Linked DNA regions of Homo sapiens: region 1 is linked to region 2. Evidence: chromatin loops called from intact Hi-C (ENCODE). Cell type or tissue: B cell. All regions are shown on one strand. Links, peaks and the distances in the headings refer to the core of each region. The heading gives the core; the rest is flanking DNA.

Region 1 (11,646 bases), core at 3,647-11,646, 73 kb after region 2:
GATCTCTCAGTTGTTTCTAGGTCAGGGCTTTCAGCAATTCCTTGCAAGGAAGAAACTAGGAATGAATAATGGAACTATCTTTTGTGTTTTGCTGCATAGATTATGCCTAAATTAACTTTTTAAAACTTGTTCATGTTATTCAATGTGAATTCACTCTTATGTAACTAATCCTGTAGTCTTCATAAAATTCTGAATTAGCAAAATTCTCCAAAGATTATTATGCATTAAATATGTTAACTGGGCGAAAGTCTCCTGAATTACACTCAAACCTCTGCTGTCTGGAGTTTTCACCAATAAACTGGATGAGCAGTATTCCTCATAGAATTTTGTTTTAATGAGTCCAATTTCTGTCTGCTACATTGACTCTAGAGAATGAATTAATTGCACCAGAAGATGATTAGTTTCTGGTCAGATATAAGGAGGCCAATTTTCCATGAGGAAATTTTTCAAAAATATCATTTGGTAAATAATTACCATCATAAGAAGAGTAAAATTCTAGTCATTACAATCTTCTGAAGCCCTCAGAAAAAAAATCCAAAGAGAATGAAACAGATATCTAGAACAGATAACAACTTCCTCTTCCTGTTATTCTGCAAACTGCACTACTCCTCCCCAAAGGAGACAAAAATACTTATTTTAAGGTGCATTTTGGTTGAGGTGATGTCTAATATTTTACACAATCAATATAAAATTCCTAATTTCATATGTATGTTCTAGCACCTCCCCAAAGCACCTGTGGCGTAATGAACTGTGGCAGGTATTGAACTAGTAATTCGTAAAAACTTAAAAAGCCATTCTTCATCATTTGTAGAATTCACCCAGTTTCAAATGTGTAGACTTTTTTCTCTTATAGAAGTATTTGGCTTTTTTAAAACTCATAATTAAGATTTATATGGTTGAAGACAAAATAAACCTTAAAGACTACTTTCGAAGTCTTTTCCTATTTTTCCACAAGTAATATTGTGAAAACTATATGTCCTATTTCTCAACAATGCCTAATTTTAACCAGTAGCAAAGTTGATGCAATAAATGCTTTCAGAACAAACAGTATTTTTGACTTCAATCCAGAAGTTAATTTGTCCTAGGGCTTAAAGACTCATAAAATCAGTTTTTAATGACATAGCTACTGTCTACATGTATTTGCCAATCTTTCCCCTGAAGATGAGAACTGCTAGGCTAATTGCCAAATAGATAACACTAATATATTGCTCGTACTTTTAACTCTTCCATGGTTGTTTTGGAAGAGATTGCATGCTTTACATCTGGAGTGTTGATTACCCAAGCGGTATCTGCTTGTATTGCAGCTCAATCATTTTTGACTGGGTCAAGCCTCAGGAATAACCTTCCCTTTCTTATCAATTACTTTTTAGCTAATTAGGATGTTATAAAATATATTTTCAGGAAGAAATCTTTTTTTATAAATCATGAGGTTTTGGGGGAAAGCAATGTAAGGTCATGAATCAATTCACCAATTGCTTTGGTGAAAATTAGTTGCATGCCTATACCTGATCTCCAGAAATCTGTGGTATTTTTGTTCTCCAGCCAGGTGACCATGTTTCCAGGATGAATGGGAAACCAGCTTAGTTCATAATCCAAAAAGTAAGCATTCTTAAGGTTTACCTTCATTCATAGAATACATTTGAGTTTATTAGCAAAACCAAAGGTTCTAAATATTATGTCTTAAAAAATAAATAAAACCTTTTTTTGCCATAAAAATGTTAATATGCCTTGTGGGTAGGATAAATAGCGGCATTACTTTCATCTCTAATTCATTAATTCATCATTGATTTATTAATTCAATTGTGGTTTTAACTAGGCAGCTATGCATACATTTAGCGAAAAGCTGATTTCATTTAAAGAAACTTGCTGGAGATCACACATCTAAAAACAGGCAACTCCCCAAATTAAACCAATGCTCTTATTTCTTAAGATATCCTATGTTGAAGCATGTATTTACACCCCCACCTGTTTTCCTCATACTGTGTTAGAAAGACTTCTTAAAACAAATAGAACATATTTGGCATCTGTGGGCTAGCATATAAACTTAGAAAAAAAATCTCTTGACAGTTTCTAATATCCCTCTACTTTTTATCAACTTTCCACCCTAAATCAACATCAAAGGGTTTTATTATCTCTTATCAGGAAAGTGATTCCACAATATTCCTTGGAAACTATTTAAGTGTTACAGGAACCATTTGTTTTCTAGTCAAAGTGCATATGGAACAGCCAATCACATAAAGTATAGTGACTGAGAACCCAGTACTGATCTTGTGGAAGATATAATCTTATAAAAACATTAAATGTGAGTATAACTTAGCATTAAATCTTAATATCTAATTTTCCCTCAAAATCGTGATAATAATAGGGCTGGGTAATGTTATGACTGTTAGGACTTCTCCTCTTGGTCTGACACTACCACATCCAGAATTTGCGTTTAGTGAGAATGTGCTTTTATGCCTTCTCCATATGCAAATAGAGATTAGGTTGACAGAAACAGCTAAATTTAAAAAAAAATGTGTTCTCAAGGAGATATTTGACTTGTTTTGATGGTAAAGGAGTTACTTGGGATCTCATGTGTTGTGGGTTTCATCAAGGTGGGGTAGGACTGATTCTCAGGTTTGCCTAACTACATTGAGCATTAACACAGAAGGTAAAAAAGGTAACTACCAAAAGGCATTCCACCTGACAGAAACTAATTTAGTGCCACACCTGTACTAACATTCGAATTTTCCTCTTTATATTAAAAAAAATTTTCATCGACTCTTTCTTTCTCTTTCTTTCTTTCTTTCTCTTTTTCTTTCTTTCTTTCTCTCTCTTTCTTTCTCTCTCTCTCTCTCTTTCTTTTTTGAGACAGGGTTTCACTCTTGTTGCCCAGGCTAGAGTGCAATGGCGTGATCTTGGCTCACTGCAACCTCCGCCTCCTGAGTTCAAGCCATTCTCCCGCCTCAGTCTCTCGAGTAGCTGGGATTACAGGCATGCACCACCATACTTGGCTAATTTTGTATTTTTAGTAGAGATGGGGTTTCTCCATTTTGGTCAGGGTGGTCTCGAACTCCTGGCCTCAAGTGGTCCACCTGCCTTGGCCTCCCAAAGTGTTGGGATTACAAGCGTGAGCCACTGCGCCCGGCTTTGTCAACTATTTTCATGACACCATTTTGGAAAAAAAAGTTTAACATTGCCACTTATATTACTTGACTTGTTTATCTTTGTAATACTTGGCATTTACTCATATGTATATACCACTGTATATTTTATAAGCCTCTGCATAGCATATATGCTTCTGCTTCATACAAAATCACCATGTAAATAATATTTGACAATATTTCATATCTTAAATTTGGTGGAGAATGTCAGAAAAGTAAGCCTGTTGTTCAGTATTCCTAGCCTTCATATCAGCATCTCTCACCTGAGCAGAGCGTGGAGAAAAGAGAGCCTAGATGGCAGCCAACTGATGGTCTCCTGCAGGAGGCAGATGAGCAGCTTGAGCTGGCTGGCCATCAGGTTGACTCCATGCATCTGGCTTGGAATCCCTGATCTCTGAGCCGATGCAGGCTTTGGCAGACACTGTGCAAAGAGCATTCATACATGCTCATTTAATCCCCACAACAACCTCGTGAAGTGAATATCATCACCCCCATTTCACAGTCTACTAAGTAGTCCACTTCTAAATGAGACTGGCTTGACTCCAAAGCCCTAGTTTTTTTTTTTTTTTTTTTTGAGACGGAGTCTCGCTCTGTCGCCCAGGCCGGACTGCGGACTGCAGTGGCGCAATCTCGGCTCACTGCAAGCTCCGCTTCCCGGGTTCACGCCATTCTCCTGCCTCAGCCTCCCGAGTAGCTGAGACTACAGGCGCCCGCCACCGCGCCCGGCTAATTTTTTTGTATTTTTAGTAGAGACGGGGTTTCACCTTCTTAGCCAGGATGGTCTCGATCTCCTGACCTCATGATCCACCCGCCTCGGCCTCCCAAAGTGCTGGGATTACAGGCGTGAGCCACCGCGCCCGGCCCAAAGCCCTAGTTTTTAACAATTTTACTCTGCTCCCTCTTTCCTGGTAAACTCAAAGTGTCATCGAGCCTTGGCTTCCACTCTTGGCACGTAAGCTCTTATCATTGCACATTTTCTCTCCAGGCTCTGTTTTTGTAAACTTTTATTTAAAAATATTTCTTATATTGATTTTATTAAAAATTCCTTGGGAGAATAGAGGACCGTACATGGATGTCACAGAACGAGATAAGGACGAAAGCAACACATTTGATTAAACGTCACTGGATGACTTGATCTCTTCCCAGAGAGATATTATCCCTCTGCTTTCTCTCTTACCCAAAATCTTATTTGTTTACTTCTTTATCCATAGGGGCTATAGCTACCTTTCCTACATTTGATTTTAGCCAAAAGGCCGAGAAGCGATAGCTACCTTTCCTAATCCCTTCATCTTGTGTAGCAAAAGAGTTTAAAATAAAATTAGAGAAGAGGGATCACAAACCAAAAGCTCTATTCCAAAAACAAGTTCTGAGTATACGGGTAAAATTCAGTCTATACTAAGGTAATCTCAACAGTCAAGGTCAAAAATCTCTCTCACGATCTTCAGTGTGATGGATGGGCATTGTCAGCTTAGATTGTAAGTTTAATTTAAGGATAATTTCTTGCTTTGCCTTTGGCTGCTTCCTGATCAGCAACTCCAAATGCACGTGGAAAAAAAAATTAACTCAGGAGCTTAAGTGTTTCTAGAAACCTGACAGTTAATGTAGGCCCATGGAGACTGAGATGACTGTGATGATTTCAGGAGAGATTTACCCAGCTCCAGCTGATTATTTCATGAAGCCATGCAAATAGAATCCAGAGTGGCCAGATCTGATTTTTGAAGAGAAATCCAAAGGTTTATGTGAAATCTCTTTTGAAAGATGTTTGACTCTTTTGTGGCAACACTGCATGTACCAATCTAAACTCATCGCACCATATTGCGGCCTCTGCCTTAAAAGTTGACCCTTCTGGAGCTCTGCTTCATGTAGTTTACCCTATCCACCCTGCACCTCCTCTTCCTCAGAACCTACCACTCCCATGGCTTCAGTTACCAACTGTGCCCCAGATCTCTCATCTCAGGTTCTTAGTAGGCATAATATTTAACTTCTTACTGAGCATCTGGCTGGTGTCTCAAACTCACCACATCGGAAAGAGAAGTCATTCTCTAATGTCTCAAGCAAATCTATTTCCCTCCCACACTCAATATTTCTTATTGTGGTACACTGCATGACCATCCACTTGGTTGTCCAAACTAGAAACCTAGGCATTGACCCTTCCCCACAACCAATCAACTCCACAAACTGTTACCTCAAACATACCTCACTACTCACTTCTCTAATCTCACTGCCATCACTCTAGTGCAACCAGCCACCTTCTCTAGTCTAGACACACTGGAGTCATTTTAACTGATGCTGGGTTCTAAAGCCAGCATATAAGGTAGGGATTCTGGTCAAAATGTGTGTGCCAACCCTTCACCACATTCAGCCAGTGAGACACTCAGATTCTGAAAAGACTGACTGTAAAAAACACAGTCTCCCAGCGGCTCCTCAGTCTGGGTCATCCTGTCTCTTCACTGAGTAAATTATTCCAGGCTATGTAAAGTGTTATTTCTTGTTTTTTTCTATCTTCTGTTTGTCTAGCTGATATAATTAAATATTCAGGAGTTAAATGTTCACATAATACATCTCCATAATGCTACAAACACATCACCTTAAGTTTCATCCCTCCTTTAACTCATTCTCAGTTATGCAGTGAGAATGATCTTTGGAAAATGCAAATCTGTAGAATGATCCACTATTTGAAATATGTCATACCATGGAATCAGTTCTCTGAAAAAAATTCACTCTGGTATTGTTTGTTCCAATTTTTTATTGAATAGTTACACAAAAGTGTTTGCTTCGTATTAACTCACTGGGCTATAATTTCTACACTATGCTATTTATGTGTTCCACTTCCATTTAAAAGTTAAAACTATAAATAAATAAAATAATGCAAATCCTATCATGCTTTTCCTTATTATTAAGATAAATTCAAAATTCTTAGCCCCTTCCCACTTCTCCAGGTTCATTCCTATATCACTTTCTACCTCAAGTTTGCTGAATCTAAATATATTGATCTTTCAGTTTTTTGAATTTACCACATTCTTTATTTCTATTGGTCTTTGCATGCACTAGCTCGTCTGCTAGAAACACCTCTTCCTTAGCTTTTCCCATTTTCGATCTCAATTTAAATATTATTTTCTCAGGGACATCATTCTTAGTACTCCATATCGAGTTAATTCTATTGTTACATGCTCTCACAGATTCTGTATTCCATTCACCACCCTCAAAGTCCTTTAGTTACTTGTTTAATACATACTTTCTGTGCTAGAGTGTAAACTTCATGAGAGCAAGAATCATGATCATAGTACCTGACATATGGCTTTTAATTCTCCAGTTTCTGTAGTAACAACATCACTACACACATAATAAAGTACATACAAGCAATGTACAGATAACAACATAAAATTATATAGAGACACTATGTGGGAAAACAAAGGTACTCTCTCTAACCTTAAAAGGCAAAGACTAAATGCTAAATAACTAACTTTCATTTCTGCTTTTATGACATTCAGAAGAACGCAGGGATTATCTACCAAATGAATAAAGTTTTACATTCTAGAATATACGAGTGATATGCAGGCTTCATAACCTCAGTCTCCAAGCCTCCTGCCTTATACTTCTCAACATTCCATTTTTTGTAGCAAAAAGTTCCCTGCTTAAAACCTCCCAATGACTTCCTACTACAACCAAAATAAAATCCAAGCTCTTGACCAGCTTCTCTATGATCCATTTCCTACTTTCCTCTGACCTCATCCCCTCCAGGCTTCCCCTCATTCATTATGCTTTTGGCTTCAGCCACATTGGTCTTCTTTCTGTTTCTGTAAGAGTTAAAGGCTTTGCAATCACTTCTCTCAGATCTTCAAATGTGGCCACTTTCTCATCATTTATATCCTAATTCAAATATCACTTCCTCACAAGGGTCTTTCTTGACCTCCCCACCTAAAGCACTCATTTCTATCCAATAGCACTCACTATTGTTTGCAGTTTTTCTTCTCCAGAAATTTAGCAGAACCTGAAATAACATAATTTGTTTACAAGATTAATGTCTATGTGTCCACATGGAGGCAAAGACTTATCTACCGTTTATCGAAAATATTCTCAGTGATGAGAATAGTAGCACATAGTAGGTGATCCATAAATATGTTAACTAAGTTATTCTGGATATGCAGCTGCAGGCAAGTCAAGCCTTGGAAGTCTAAAGGCTTTTTGGAAGACTTCTAAGAAGATTCCAAAAAGTCAAAGCAAATGTGTGGTTTTCTAAATGTATTTAGTGACCTCTGCTGGAATACTTACCAAGGGAACCAAATACAAGTCTTCATTTGTTCCTACTTGCCCTCTCACTTCTTTTCATTGGGTGATAAAATGTTAGCATAAGTATAAAATTTGGTATCAGGGACTTTTGTGAGTGCTTCTCCCAACTTGGAGAAAACCCATCTCCCTTTCTGTCTGGATGACTGTTCTCTTTCTGCTCTCATCTCATCAATTTGTGCTTTTAGCACAAACATTATAGGAGAATGTTCAGGGATATGGGAGGAAGAGAAATTTCCCTGATTCCTCTTCAAATCTTTTTGCACAAATGACTGCCTTTCTCTGCACAAATACCTGAACAAAGGGAATTCATCCAGATACTATGGATAGATGAAGATATATCCATCTCATGGATATACTTCATATGGTTCCATTTATTTTACCTCTCTTAACCCAATGAACAACTTTGAAAATGATATTTACCATAAACAAGCAAAGCATTGGCAAAGGATGTTCTCATGTTGAGAATAACAGGATCAAGAGAATAAGTCTACTATGAGGGATCATTAGGAGATGACGTGTGGCTGAGAGTGCTGGTACTTGACACAAAAACGCCAAATGGGAACTAAAGACTAGAAATTTCGAAAAATCAGAATAATGAGTGTGAGTGTGTGAAACAATCATGTGTATTTAATTCATTTATATGATTAAACTTTTGAAAACTGTGTTACTCATCCTATATACGGTATATATATATATATATATATATATATATATATATATGTATACGTTTATTGCAGAAAATGTGTAGAACACAAATAAAAATACCACACAAATATCAATCATAATTACAACCAGTTTAAGACAACTATTGTAAGAGTTTTTACATGTAGCCTCCCGTCTTTTGTTTATGTCTATTCCAGCCTTCTATTACATATACTTCATGAACAGAGGTATAGAGTACATTTTCACAAAATTAAATCAATCATACTACTTATTTTATTTTACATCCTACTTATTTTCATTTAGGATGTTATAAAATATACTCATTGATCTTAAGGTCATTTTTCTGAAAAAAATGTTTTCTCTAGGCATTTGATCAGGTAATATATACAGGTGGTACAACTTCAAAAAAATGAAAGAAAAGTAAAGCCTTCTTTTTACCCCTTTCCTTTTCAATGGTAACCTCTGCCATTAGGGAAAGCTTTTACTAAACCATCATATGTGTTATAAAAAAGGCTAAGATTACTAAAGTGGTTGGCATAGTACCAGGCACAATGTTAAGTGACTTATATAGATTATCTCATCCCCATTTTATCAAGAAAACAAAAACTTAGGTAAGAAATTGGCTCAAGTTTACACAGCAGATAAGTGATGCCACAAGTGCCTAACTCACAACTAAGCAGTTGATACCTGGAACAGATTGCAAATAAATAATTCAGCCTTATCATGTAAGCTGGAGAATATGGATCATTGTGCTCCTGTAGCCTGTGTGACACTGGATGAACCAATCTCAAGGCTCCTGGAACAGAAAACTGCAAACGTGAAACTCTATCACTGTCATCCCATTCTCACTCCTGTCAACATGTCCTTAGATTTGGTTTTACTGGAATGTGCACTTGCAGGACTCTCAGAGGTTATGTGAACATAAGCAAACCATTTTATAAAGGAGACAATCATTTTGATCATTTGGGATCATATGTTTTCTATTTTAGTACTTGATTTTTTTTATTAGCCATATAATCTTTTTCTCACAACGCAAACAAATGGATAACAAACTATGTACTTAAATGTACTTTTCTGGACAAAGATAAGAATCAACTGTGTCACAAAATCATAGATGACATTTATTTATTTTTGTTTTAATTAATTTTTTATTTTATTTTATTTTTTAAGAGAGTGGTTGTTCAGGTTGGCCTTAAACTCCTGGGCTCAAGTGATTCATCCCCCTCAGCCTCCTGAGTAGCTGGAACAACAGGTGTGTACTACCACATCAAGCTGACATATTTAATCTATTTGGCTTACATAGATTTATTAATGTAATATAATGAAATGTGGTTCTGCCCATCTTGAGTCATTAAAATAAGTGTAAGTCTATAAGACCAAGTATATAGAAAATAATTTAAAACCTAATAAAAGGTGCTAAAATAGTATTATCAAGTAACAAATTACAATTCTGATTGTAATTCTAACTTAAAGGATATTTTGTATGAGCTTCAGTTCTGCTGCTTTAGAGAATAATAATGTAAAAATATTGATTTTAGCTACATCTGTAAAGATGGCTCAAAATTAAGCTTGCTTGTGAATGCACCAACTCTCTGTAGGTACAATATAGGATATATGTGTATGGGTGTGTAAATAAATTGGAACATATATATTTACAAACATAGAAACACAAGGGAAAAGCAAACATATGCCATTTATCTGCAGTCTGATCCTGATGATTTTTCTTCCCATGTTTGAACATTTACATTGACTGAATTATTCTTTATCAATTTGATAATATTTGAAGGAAATGTACAAACATGACAAAGATTTATTTTTACTACCTCATTAAAATTATTGACTGATGATTATTGACCAGTCAAAATTATGTTTTTTTTCATGTTACACCCAAAGACATACTCAAATTTATGCTTTTTTATAGGGAAAGTTTTAAGAAAAGTAATTGAGAAAAGGGGGCTCAAGATCTCTGGCTATCACCAAAATTCAATTTGTAAGTGTAGAATAAAATAACTAGGAATATTTTTTAAAAGCTCTAGAAATAGGAATCAAAAGAAAGAAGAATATTTAGGAAATCCAAAGGGATTTAAAGCATAAAAATATGTCCCAATCAGTCTACATGTAATCTAAGGAGGCCTGCAAACTTAATGAGGGGAGTTGCCAATATTGTATCACTTTGGAAATGATGAAATAAGCATTGGTAACTGTATGAATCTAGGAGTCTGGTCAAAAGGACAAGGGCTAAAAGGCTGAACTTGGGTCATGCCCTGCCTATCCCAGGAAGTGCTTACCTATGTCCTGAATCAGAGGGTTTTTCTGTTGACAGCTCTGGATTGTTTGGGTAGATACTGACAGGGCAGATACCGTCCTCACAATACCTGCCCAGAAAGACGAGAAAGAGGAGGAAGAATTCCTCCTTCCACCAGGAATTCTGTGGGAAGCACATAAGATTTCATGCTACTAGTTTATTCCCAAGAGAAGCTACCAAAGCCTGGTAACTCTACCAACTCTAACTTTTGTGCCTGTAAGTTCTCTTCTCCTGGGATTACAACTAATTGAAACAGGAATTCAAAGGAGTCTCGGAGGACTGTAAGAAGAATGCTTCGAGGCCGATCCCTCTCTGTAACATCCCTGGGTGGGCTTCCCCAGTGGGAAGTCGAAGAACTTCCTGTGGAGGAGTTACTGCTCTTTGAAGTTGCTTGGGAAGTGACCAATAAAGGTTTGTACTGCTCCTGAAGGTGGATCAGTACACCTTCACTAGGTGACTGAGGAATGTAGAGTAAGATTTCACAGATAACTCTCTAGTGATAACCAATTGCTAGTGAGTGAGGAAAGCATTTAAACGGAATATATATTTAGGCTACATTTAACCTTGTCTATTACAACAGGCTATGAATACAGACTTGTGTATGTGTTGAAGAGGGAGAAAGTTGAAAATATTAGCCATTGCCATGGAATGTGCATTTAAATTAAAATTTAAAATCCATATTATGACAACATAGAAATAAAAAGTTAATATTTACATTTTTTGTTTTAAAATTTTTCTCAGCAAAATAGTATAATTAAACATTTTATTTTAGGAAGATGTATATGTGATTAGAACCAGTTGGAAACCTCAACTCTACATTCTGTTAGTAATTATATGAAATGCTTAAGAATGTTTCATATTCACAATTAGCTTGGAATTAATGTTTTAATTCAGGAGCTTCTCAAAAGGCAAAATACTGTGCTCCTTTCAGAATGAAAGTAATTTTTTTCTTCAATGCTATGCTTATGTAGGAATTATAAAATAAAGAAAATCAAATTGATAAAACAATTTGCGAGTGAGGTATAACCTCATCTGTGCTGGGTAAGAGAAGGCAAGGTAGAGAACCACAATGTAAATGATTTTGAAAATAAAGACATCTGTAAAATTATAAAACAATTCCTTGTGGGTTTATACTCTCTAGTTTAAAAGTGTCAAGACTATTGAAGGAACATTAGCAAAGAAAAAGTCATGGTTTTGAAGGCTGAGTTCCTCAAGATCTTGAAGAATCAAGCCAACTGATTGCTG
Region 2 (12,490 bases), core at 2,722-10,721:
ATATTATGGAGTAAAAACAAAGTAATGAAAAACTTGTACACTATGCTACCATTATCTGAAAACAGAGTATGTGTTTGTGTCTAGATATATTTTTAAAAAATCAATGGAATGCTAAATTACAAAGTTTTTTTTTTTTTTTTTTTTGAGACAGAGCCTTGCTCTGTCACCAAGCTGGAGTGCAGTGGCGCGATCTCGGCTCACTGCAACTTCCGCCTCCCAAGTTCAGGCAATTCTCCTGCCTCAGCCTCCTGAGTAGCTGGGACTACAGGCACGTGCCACCATGCCCAGCTAATTTTTGTATTTTTAGTAGAGACAGGGTTTCACCATGTTGGCCAGGATGGTCTTGATCTCTTGACCTCGTGATCCACCCCACTCAGCCTCCCAAAGTGCTGGGATTACAGCTGTGAGCCACCGCACCTGGCCAGTGAATGCTTTAAATGTTTTATACATACATAAATATTATATATTAGTTATATGAATAGGTACAAGTAATTTTCGAACACAGTAATCTTTTCTGAACATCCTTAATGACAAATAGTCTAAAGACAAATAAAACCTGAAAAAACACATTAACTATTCTCTGTAATTCTTATTGTTGATGGTAGTGGTGATATTGTCATTCTGAGACCATTGAGTGTGTCATATAGGATAAAGCAAATATATTTGTGTCATTAACAAATAGGAATTTCAACATGAGAAAAAGTAGCTACAAACATAAGGTTAATTAAGTAAAATTAAAGTTCTGTCTTCCTGAATATTAATTGAAAATACTGGTGTGAACCTATGATGAATTTTACCCTAAAACACAAATTATTTCAAGGGTTCCTTAACTCTGTCCTCAGCAAAGGCCTAGAACTAATGAGTAGTACTAGAACTACTACTAACCTAGTAGTAATGAGTACTTTAGTGCCCATGTTGTGGTCTCTAAAGATGATTTTCCACTATATGGAAAGTGGGGTTCCTGGAGAAAGGACTGATTCCAAAGCTAGAGCAAGAAATTTACAAAATAAACTTGAACTATCTTGTTGAATCAGAAAAGAAGGAATGCCAAGATCATGCCAAAGGACTCACTGGCCAACCTGAAGAGATTCCCACTGCCCTGAAATTAGACAATTAGAGCATCAATAGAACAATAAATACAATCACATCACATGTATTAAACCTATGGTTTATAATAATATTCAAACAAACAAGCAAACTCATTGGCCAACTTTGGAGGATAATATGCAACAAAGTCATTATTTTGAAAACGAGTACGTAAAGGGAAAAAAATCAAATTTTATCCTGCTTTTTCTATATAAATTATACTTTAAGGTAACTAAATGACTAATGAGGATAGGTTTCTCTGTATAGAAATACAGAAATATTCCAGCTAATAAAACAGAAAGGAATGATAGAATTTTTTTGTAAACTATAATGAATTAATGGATTTAGGTAATGATTAATAAGGGCTTCTAAAATCACAAATAAGAAAACTAACCAGGCAAGATATACCTTTCTATGGAAGTGCAAAAAATCTATCAAGTATGCTTGACAAAATAATAATAATAAACTTATTATTATTATTCCAAATCGACTCTAAATCTAACTACCAATTTACTGAAATTACAGAAATATATAAAATGACACCATAGAGATGCAATCAGCAAAATTCAGTTTCTACAACAAATAAATTGCAAGAGTGGGAAAAAAGTAATGGAGAGAAGCCCTATAGATTAAAAAATATTTGAGAAACATAGTAACCAGTGGCAATGTTGTATGAAGCTTATTTCTAATGTGATGCAAAACAAAAACACACTGAAAATAAATTACGAGACAACTGGGAAAATTTGAACACTGACAATACTTGATGATATTTAAAAATTATTGTTAATATTTTAACAATATTAATGCTAAGTGTAATAATGAAATTGTAGTTATATTAAGAATTCCTAGTCAGGCGCGGTGGCTCACACCTGTAATCCCAGCACTTTGGGAGTCTGAGGCAGGCAGACAGCTTGAGCTCAGGAGTTCAAGACCAGCCTGGGCAACATGGTGAAACCCTATCTCTGCTGAAAATACAAAAATTAACCGGGTGTGGTGGTATATGCCTGTAATCCCAGCTACTTGGGAGCTGAGGCAGGAGACTCGTTTGAACCCAAGAGGTGGGGTTTACAGTGAGCCGCAAGATGGTTCCACTGCACTCCAGCCTGGGCACTGGGAAACAGAGTGAGACTCCGTCAAAAAAAAAAGAATTCCTATCTTTCAATGATACTAACATATTTACAAATAAAACTATGTCTTTATTTTGCTATTAAATGACCTAGTATGTTGGAGGAAAGTAAATAAAGGCAGAAAGGAAAAAGGTAACTGGAACTGGTGATGTATATATTGGAAGTAGTTACATAACTCTATTTTGGTGTACATTTGAAAATTTCCATAATAAAAAGGACAAATAACATTGAAATCTTTACTATTAGCCTACAAGGACCTGTATAACCTGGTCCATGCCCACCCTCCTCATCTCATCACTCTTCCCTTGCTCATTCTGTACCAGTGACTTTGACAGCCTTTCTGTTCTATGAATATGCCAAGCTCTTTGTCTAGAGAAATATGTAAAGAAATAATAACAGAATTTTCCAAAAATTTTGAAAGACATCAAACAAAGATACAAGAAGTGAAAGGAGGCAGTAATTATTTGCCACTTTTCAATTAATTCTAATATCCTTAGCTTGTTAAGGCACTCCATTCTGTGAAGACCTTCCACTCCAAACCCAACCTAAATCTGCAGTTGACCACCTGGGTGGACTTCAATGGAGAATAATCTCCTCAATCCCATCCTGACTGACTGGGTTTTGCATCATCTGTGTGACCCCAGAGACCAGCATTAGCAAGCCTCAAGTTAGAAGTTTTTAGCAAATGTAGGTTCTGTGATGCCTTTGAGCTAAGGTGCACTAGATGATAGGGGAGTAATAGTTGTTTCTTATTTAATTTGATGTGGAAATAAGAATGGAATGAAATGGCTATCAATACAATTTCAGAAGTCTTCTAAAGGCACTGTCTTCCTTGATGGTTCTTATTGCAAGGCAACTGATCTGAAGTAGACTGAAGAGGGAGGCTGGCTTTAGAAACAGAGACTAAAAAGTGGGGACACTGGGCCAGGTGCAGTGGCTTATGCCTGTAATCCCAGCACTTTGGGAGGCCAAGGCAGGCTGATCATGAAGTCAGGAGTTCAAAACCAGCCTGGCCAGCATGGTGAAACCCCATCTCTACTAAAAATACAAAAAATTAGGCTGGCATTGTGGTACACGCCTGTAGTCCCAGCTAGTTGGGAGGCTAAGGCAGGAGAATTGCTTGAACCCAGCAGGCAGTGGTTGCAGTGAGCCAAGATTGTGCCACTGCACTCCAGCCTGGGTGACAGAGCATCTCAAAAAAAAAAAAAAAAAAAAAAAAAAAAGTGGGGACATCTGAGTTACTTAAGAGTGAAGAATCAAGAGAACTTAAGTGAAGTACAAAAGAACAACAAAACAAAACAAAAATAAGAATAGGAAACAGAGAAGAAAATGACTGCAAACTAGATTCTTTAATCCCCAAAGATTCATTTATAGGAACACAAAACAAATTTTACTTTTGTGTTCAGGGCCAGCCATAAAGATCCGTCCTTAAAGAGAGTGAGACGAAGGGCACATTGCAACAGAAAGGTGGATGCATACAGAGTTATATAATTTTGCAGCCATTCCACACACCTTGGCAAGGGCCGATGGTTTCAAAATCCAAGAATAGCTCCACATGTGATCTCTGACTGATTGGGAAGAGGAATATGCCTGGCATGGCAAGAGAAGAGCACTCCCAAAAATGATGAGCAAGAAAATCATTTTCTCTGCTAGAAATAGGTCAGAGAACTTTCCAGTGATGAGATCTGGAGATTCAGAAATCAATGGTGGTCACTATTTTGCTGCTTTTTAAAAGGCAGAGGGCTGTTAATACCATTCATCTCATTTATTCAAACAAACACATTATTTGAAAATACATTGTTTTCCAAGCCCTGTACTAGACACAGAGAATACACTACTGGGCAAAAGAGGAATGGATTCTGAGGACAGGTAGAGTATCCCTTCTTTCTCTATCAGTAAGTCAGTTCTCCAGACCTATTTACTGAGAGGCCAGACAAAGGATTTTTCTAGGCTCACCTTTCTTAGCTGCCTCTTCTAACAATCCCTGTGAAGTAGAGTTTAAAGTTGACTGAGTCCATAAGAGATTAATGTACAGTAATTAAGGATGTAAAACAATGTTCTCCAATGGCCAGAATTCTTTACTCTGCAGAATTTATGATATATGGCAATGAAAATAACTAAAACCTTCAAAAATTTAGTACTCAAAACAGGACAAAAGAGCTAGATGAAACTTGTCTGCTTTACCACCACTACTATAGTCACTTTAATCCCAAGATAGGTAACTCAAGATTGGCTTCAGCTGTTTTGTCTAGGCTGAAGGGCAATTTATATTATGAAAAAAAAATGACAGTATCAAAGAATAAGTTCAGTTGTCTGCTTTATTCCATAAATATAAATTAAGCCATTAAAAGTAAGTTAGCTCCTAGAAAATGAGCAGCTTTTTGTCTGTGAAAACTGGTATCAAAATTAAAGAAACAGGAAAAAACAGCCCCACTTAACAAAAAAAGATACAATATCCAAGAACCATTAAATGCTCAGATTATGAGTAGATACTTTTCATCCAGAATTGATGACCAAGCATGGGTCAGGCTAGTCAAATACTCCTGAGGTTCCCAGAACATATCTGGGAGCAGAATATCCCAGGTAAGTGTGAAAGCAATGTGCCAACAAAGACTTTCGTTCCTCAAATGCCCCAGCACTTTAATGTTGAATTGTGATTTTTTTCTACTCTCAGCTTTGGCCTTGTTTTTGTGCCTGTACCTGCTTCAGACAGATCTTCACAAATAGTGCCTTTGGTCAGTTAACCATAGGTGGTATGAGGTCTAGATTGCGCAAAACTAACAAGAACTTGAAGACAACTATCTTATAAAACTGAAATCAAAGGGCTTAAAGGACATTCAGTTTGTTGATAAAGTAGATATCACCTTGTAGAAACTCAAAAGGCCATATATAAGGAACATGAATAAACATTTTTATTTATTTATTATTTTTGTTTTTTGAGATAAAGTCTCACTTACTCTGTCACCCAGGCTGGAGTACAGTGGCTCAACTCACTACAACCTCCGCCTCCCCAATTCAAGCGATTCTCCTGTCTCAGCCTCCCAGGTAGCTGGGATTACAGGCACCCGCCACCACACCTGGCTAATTTTTTTTTTTTTTTTTTGAGACGGGGTTTCACTCTGTCGTCCGGACTGGAGTGCAGTGGTATGATCTCGGCTCACTGAAACCTCTGCCTCCCAGGTTCAAGCAATTCTCCTGCCTCAGGCCTCCCAAGTAGCAGGGACTAAAGACGTATGCCACTATGCCCAGCTAATTTTTGTATTTTTAGTAGAGAAGGGGTTTCACCATGGTGGCCAGGTTGATCTTAAACCCCTGACTTCAAGTGATTTGCCCACCTTGGCCTCCCAAAGTGCTGGGATTTAGGTGTGAACCACCGACCATGCCTGGCCTGATTTGTTTGTTTTTTGTCATTGAGATTGGGAGGAGGGATAGGAGTTGGTGTTTAAAGATATCACCTAATCATTTCCTTGCATACACAGGAAACATAAAACACAATTTTCCCTCATGTTGGAAGTTGAGTGCTCTCAGGGCATAGAGTGAAGGAAAGTCCTCATTTTGCCCTAAGCAAATGTTTCCTGGGTATGTGGCTCCAAGGGAAGATGCCAATGCTAAGTTCTCTAAGAGTACTAGCAAAATGCTTCTTGCACATCATAACTGCTTCATAGCTATCTCTTCAGTACTTTTTCCCTGGTGATCCCTAACCAAGGCTCCCACAATGGGAGCATCAGAGCTTGCACATTGGCCTTGCAGAAGCTATACCACCACCACCACCACACAAAAGACTTGGATTAAGATCCCAAATGCCTCCCCCAATAAGAGCCGTTTCAAATCTCCAAACTATTGTCTTTATTATCATAGTTTCCATAAACAACCGTAATTAAATGCATACTAGGTACTAGTGTTTTACATTTAGTAACGCTAATCTTCAGAATTTTCCAGTTTATAAAAGAGTTAACTGAGGCTTAGAAGGTTTAAGCAATTTACCTAAAACTACAAAGTTAGCAAGTAGTGGAGTCTTGGTTGAACTATATGTCTCAGTCTTAAACTTATCTTCTTAGTAACTCGACGTCTAATGAGAAGATAAGCAAAACAACAATTTTAAGCTTATGAAAATCAATAAAAAATCATAAATTAACAGAAAAATACAAATTTTCAGCACTGCTGCTACATTTTCCAGTTCCCTTTGTCTCTAGCTGTGAATGATTTCACGGAAAGAATAGAGATGAATACGTTCGGACTGAAATAGAAAATGTTGGAAGCACTCATTTAACATTGTGCACAGTATTTCTAGAGAACTTCCAGCAGGTGGCAGTATTTAAGAACATTACTGGTAGTCACAACTTTGGCAGCTATTGCTGCAAAGAGAGATTGGGTGTCAAAAGTCTTTTTTTTTTTTTTTTTGAGACGGAGTCTCGCTCTGTGGCCCAGGCGGGAGTGCAGTGGCGCAATCTCAGCTCACTGCAAGCTCCGCCTCCCGGGTTCACGCCATTCTCCTGCCTCAGCCTCCCGACTAGCTAGGACTACAGGCGCCCACCATCACGCCCGGCTAATTTTTTTGTATTTTTTTTAGTAGAGACGGGGTTTCACCGTGTTAGCCAGGATGGTCTCGATCTCCTGACCTCGTGATCCGCCCGCCTCGCCTCCCAAAGTGCTGGGATTACAAGCGTGAGCCACCGCGCCCGGCCCAAACAAAAGTCTTTAAACTTCGGCCCAAACTTGAATTTCCAGTTATTTTATTCATTGTCCTTGGAAAGTTTCAAGAGCTAAAACATTACCTTTTTCTTATAATTGTTTAATTTGAGGTTCACTTTAACTTGCAGATATGGAACAGTGGTTTCAATAAATTACAGTAAATTTAGTTAATCTTACTTTGGAAATTGTGTAAGGTCTTTGATGTTGTTCCAAATATCAGTTCCTTCCCTGGAATTTTGTGGCCTAAGCCTCAGAGCAGTATTCAAATGGCTGTTATTTTGTATTGTTTCTTAAATATCTAGAAAATATGTGAAATACAGGGTCAGGCTCTGTTGACAATGCACAGGAATCGTTCAAAAGGCTTACATTATATGCTTGGCCTAGAAACAAACAGAACAGTTTGCCACATTTTCCTAACAGTTAAAACCTCTTGCAAACTATTCCACATTCAGCATTTCTCTCTGCTCTGCAACACTCATCCCTCAGTCCTGTTTAGCAAACCATATACCTTCTGTGATCATCACTGTTGTTCCCACTTCCATCCATTACACTCATTCTCCCATTTAAAAAAATTTCTTGCTTTACTCTTTTTCAATCCATGTACACACCTTGCTTCAAAATACTTTTTACGAAACATTCCCTAGGCATCATTCCTTGACTGCTTCTGTGTTCTTCTTTTGCAACTGTGTATTTTCTTGGAATGTATAAAATCAATTTTCCCATAATGTACATGTTGTATATGTTTATCTTGCAATTTTCAGTTGAACATGTGTCATAAGTATAGGTAAGCAAGAAGGAAGATTTTACCAAAGAAGAGAAAGTTGTCAGTTCATTAAGACAAAGTCCATTATGTTTTCTTTTCTGTATGGTATCTCTCAGAATTAAACTCATCCATTGTATTATTTTCTTCCTGTCAGTTTCATTGCCAGAGTCATAATAAACTTGAAATGCTCTGACATAATTAACTAGCTGGGGAAAGGAAGAACATAACTGTCAGTTAATTTAGGAAATGACTATGCTTATCATTGCTCAGATAATGTGTTTGTGTCTCACACACATTCTCATTTCCCTTTCCTTGTAGGTACATCGTGACAGGCAGAAAAAATCAATCTTCTGTTAGAAATAGTTCTGTAACTTATTTTTCAAACAAACTAAAAGGACTTTAAAAAAACAGCATTGAAAGAAACTAAGTGTGGTTTAGGAAGAAAGGAAATACATTTCTAACCCAATTTATGCAGTATAGTTTTCCCCCAAGATTACCTACTTACTTTCAAATACATGCTAACAGGCTGTGTTTATACAGCCCACACATAGATGAGGAAAGCTTACACAGTAAACTCCCCAGCTTCTGGGAGGACTTTGTGGCTCAGTAAAAATGACAGAAGGATTCCATGGAATGATATAGCTCTATATCCTAAACACCTTTAATCCAAGGGTTTATATGAATTTGTACAATAGCTACTAGGTATAAAAATAGTGTAGTCTATGCGTCCTGGAATAATCAACCAATATGAAGCCACCAGAAATGTATTCAGCTGGTAAATGTATTACCCTTCAGATGGGTAAAGTGTTTCTCATGCATTGGCAGTGGAATGCTCAATGTTTGGGAATGGCTGGAATAAATAAGAGGTTTTTTTAATCCTTCCAGAGTTATCTGTATTTTAAAAGTTTATAACTAATGAAGTGTCCATGTCTTGAGTTTGTGTGCACACGCACATGTGTGTGTGTGAGAGAGAGAAAGAAAGCAAGAAAGAGAGAGAGGGAAAGAGAAAGAAAGAAAGAGAGAGAGAGAGATCCTTTTTGGGAAACCACTGATGAGGCTATCTGGACTCTCACCCTGGGAAAATGTCCACATGCATATACGCACAATTTTATATAAAATTCAGAGGTTTTATGGGTTTACTCAAAGGTTAGAAAGACTTACATCAATTGACATGACTTTAGGCAGTGCAAAAGTTAAACTAAAACTCTTCAGGAAATAAAAATATTAGGCACATAAGACATTCCCTGGTTTAAACACATAACACACACACCCACCACACACACACAGCCAGAGTTCTTGAATTCAGTTAGGAAGATGACGCATCTAAAGTCATCATTAGCTACCTCACACAAGCTCTGACAACTCCAAATTGCTCCTCTCCCTAGTTTACAGTTCGGCATTCCAGATCTCAGTGTTTTTGCTCCTGCTCACCTCCTCTCTCTCCTAATTCAGCTCCACCTTAAGAGCACAGACCCTGTCTTTCAGAAAGCCTCACCTGGCTGCCTAAACCCTTTCTGTTCACAGCAAGGCCAGATGCCCCAGATATCGCCTGCACAATAACACATCATTTCATGTTGAAACCGGAAAAGTTCCCTTGTCCCCCATGCAGGGCATGAGATGGGGGTGTGGCTCACTTTTTCAGGTGCTCTTTTATTTTAGCCATCTGTAGGCAGCCTGCGTTAGCTCAATTAGACTCCCTGCCTTATCTCAAGGACAGAAGGCTTTCTGTACCCTGGGGTTTCTTGCCTTGGTGTACCCGAAGAATTGGATCTCACGTGGGCTTGGAGAATGAATGCAAGGTTTTATTGAGTGGAAGTAGCTCTCAGCAGATGGGGGAGCCAGAAGGGAGACAGAGTAGGAAGATGGTTTTCCTGTTGGAGTCAGGTCACTCAGCAGCCGGGCTCTCCTCTGACCACCCCGTCCAAACCCCACGTTGTTCCACCTGTCGATGGCCTGCTGGTGCCTGTCGATGTGCTCTCGACGTCCAGCTGCTTGTGTGTTCCTCCGCCAGTGTGCTCCTCTTGACGTCCAGCTGCTTGTGTCTCTGCCTGGTAGGGTCTCAGGGGGTTTTATAGGCACAGGATGGGGACGTGGCCGGCCAGGGTGGTCTTGGGAAATGCAACATTTGGGCAGGAAAACATAAATGCCTGTCCTCACCTAGGTCTGTGGGCGCAGGCCTGGGGATGGAACCCTAGCCGGGAACGGAACCCTAGCCGGGGACCATAGCCCTCCTCTACCTAGCACTTCCCTGCTGGCCTTCCGTATCAATAGGGCCTCTAAACTGTGAGCGATTTGAGTACAGGAACTCTGAGTTATTTAATTCTGTGTCCTCAGATCTTAACTCAGTGCCTGGCACTGAGAAATGTTTTTGAATGAATAACAGTGCACATATGCGTGTGATACATGCACTCAGTATTTAAATTCAGGTGGCTTAAAGTTCACAACCCTTGACTTTGTGTTCAAGAGAACTTGAAACAATACCACAGCCTTTGAACAAGCTTGTTTAAAAGGAGCAAGTACTCATGAATAAATTATCTTCTGTCTCACTTTCAGCAAAGTATACTTTGAAAGGAAATGGGCCAGTTCCCTTATAGGTGAGTTCTCAAGTGGTCAGTTTTTGGTATGTGAATTTTTATGATAAATATTTCCCTTTCCTTTTCATTACACTATTATCGTTGTATAAAGAAGTGTACCTGTCTGTGGCATAAAATTTAAAAGATATCAAAAGATAAACAACACAAAGTAACCTTTCTTCCTCCCCAGAAGCAACCATTTGTAGTATTCATTAACCTTTCACACAGAGTCTAGGCATATTAAAAAATAAATGACATCTTTTGTTACATTTTAAGACATACATTCAGAGAAATATTTCTCAATATTTGACAGCTGCCATAAGGAAGAAATAGCATGTAGAGGTGCTTCTTCAGAGACAGGCTGAGTCTAAGGTGCCTGTAAGGATTCCAGGCAAATGTATCCAGAAGATAGCTAAAATAGAGGTCTGAGACTCAGGAGAAAAGGTCAGGTGGTAGCCATCAAGGGTAACAAACTGTTGATGCCACTGGAATGGTGTAATAGCTCAAGCACCATAGACTGTGGGTGAGATGCTGGCATCACACTAAATCCTAGGAACCACCAATATTTAGGACAGATGCAAGAAGAGCTAATAACCAAACCCAGGAAGTCTAAGTTAGGGTCACCCTAACGGCAGATTTAATAGCAGTAGATTTTCAAAATCAAAGGAAGAGAAAATTTTACACTCTACTCTTTAAATTACACTGATATGCACTAAAAAGGCCAGTATTGTGAATACTGAAAAGAGAAAGTATCAGTAGTTCAGTGAGATGAAAAAAAAAAGTATCCATCAAATACCTATTGACGATTACTGTGTGCTAGGAATGTGGGAATATAATAGGGAATGGTACTGTCCTTTTACAGGTTCGAATTTCTGTGAAATTGTAAGTCTGCAGGCATGCCCTAAGATGATCTTTCTTCCACATGGCTGGTGGAACATTCAAAGTGGAGAGATCAGTCTCAGGTTGCCCTGATGTGAATCATCCACTTACACTTAGGAAGATTTTGAAAGCCTTGTAAACATGTATTTTCTAACCTGTTCAAACTTGGGTCTAGGAAGAGAGGTCAGGAATGCATCAAGGTAAACATGCAAAACATATCAAAGAATAGGAGGAAGAGAAGGAGGAGGGGGAGAAGGAGCATTGCCAACGGGTCTGAGGCTTCCATGTTCTCATATCATCTTCATTCATTGGTCTGTTTAACAAAAAAGGAAGCCATTGTAAAGATATAGAAAAACCGAAACATTTTTCCTACTCTCTACTGTCCACAACACAATCCACATGGAACACTTCTGTGACCTCTGGTCTGGTCTCCAAAATGTGTGAGGATTTCTCTTAACCAGCAATGAAGCAATTCTGACACCAGGTATGTGTAGATTTTCCCCACGCCACAAGCAAACAAGCAACTCTGCAGCAGAAACCAGCTGAGTGTCCTTTAATTCTATTCAATTCTGAGACTATTTGCCTAGAGATAGCATCAGATCCCACAGAATGAGGGCTCAGTCCCACAAGACTGCCCTCCCACTTCCGATGCCAACCAAAAGCCCCAGGTTATTTTACCCGTGCTTCTGAGCAACTGGCTATAAATCAGGATTCCCACGCTCCCTCCTCAGGTTTGATTAATTCGTTAGAGCAGCTCACAGAACTCAGGTTTATTTACCAGTTTGTTATTAAGGATATTACAAAGGATATGGATGAAGAGATACATAAAACAAGCCATGTGGGAAGGAGAGTGGAGCTTCTATGTCCTCCACAGTCATGCCACCCTCCAAGAACCTGGAAAGTCTCAGAACCCAGTCCTTTTTTGTTTTTATGGAGCCTTCATTACAGAGTCATGACTGATGAAACCATTGGTGATCAACTAAACCTTCAGCCCCTGTCCCCTCCCTGGAGGTGGCAGGGTGTGGGGAGAAGGCTGAAAAATTCCAGCCCTCTAATCCTGCCTTGGTCCTGAAACTACCTAGGACCACCAGCCACCAATCAACTCATTAGCAAACAAAAGGACACATCACTTTGGAGATTCCATGGATTTTAGGGGTTGTATACCAGGAAACAGGGAAGAAGACCAAATACACACTTCACAATATCACAACCATTAAATTATTTCCTATAATATGTCTTGAACTCTTTCACACACTGAAGATACAGAGATGACAGATGAGCCTCTAGAAGTTTGCAGTGTACAAGTAAATTAGCAGACTATACCTGCTGATATTGAGAGGTGACAGCGCACTGGCAGCCCTCACAGCCCT

Evidence for each region. Peaks named below come from ENCODE experiments on the same cell type or tissue, not always from the same donor. Only the 100,000 strongest peaks of a DNase experiment are listed, where the experiment ranks them.
Region 1: a loop joins it to region 2, with 9 times the contacts of the local background. A loop is called at or near these places in 89 of 110 quality-filtered maps.

The regions. Positions count from the first base shown.
Region 1 is chr12:21,603,638-21,615,283 of GRCh38, reverse strand. GYS2 (glycogen synthase 2) reads left to right here and starts at 10,437. Exons shown (of 16, transcript NM_021957.4): 1 at 10,437-10,812. The coding sequence starts at 10,692. In B cell, for the core only: no CTCF peak of the experiment used is centred there; no DNase peak of the experiment used is centred there.
Region 2 is chr12:21,674,581-21,687,070 of GRCh38, reverse strand. All of the region lies in intron 1 of KCNJ8-AS1 (KCNJ8 antisense RNA 1), which reads right to left. Among named protein-coding and RNA genes, the nearest start is that of KCNJ8-AS1, 19 kb to the right of the region's middle. In B cell, for the core only: CTCF peaks have their summits at 6,281 and 6,485 (motif pointing right); a DNase peak (open chromatin) is centred at 6,510.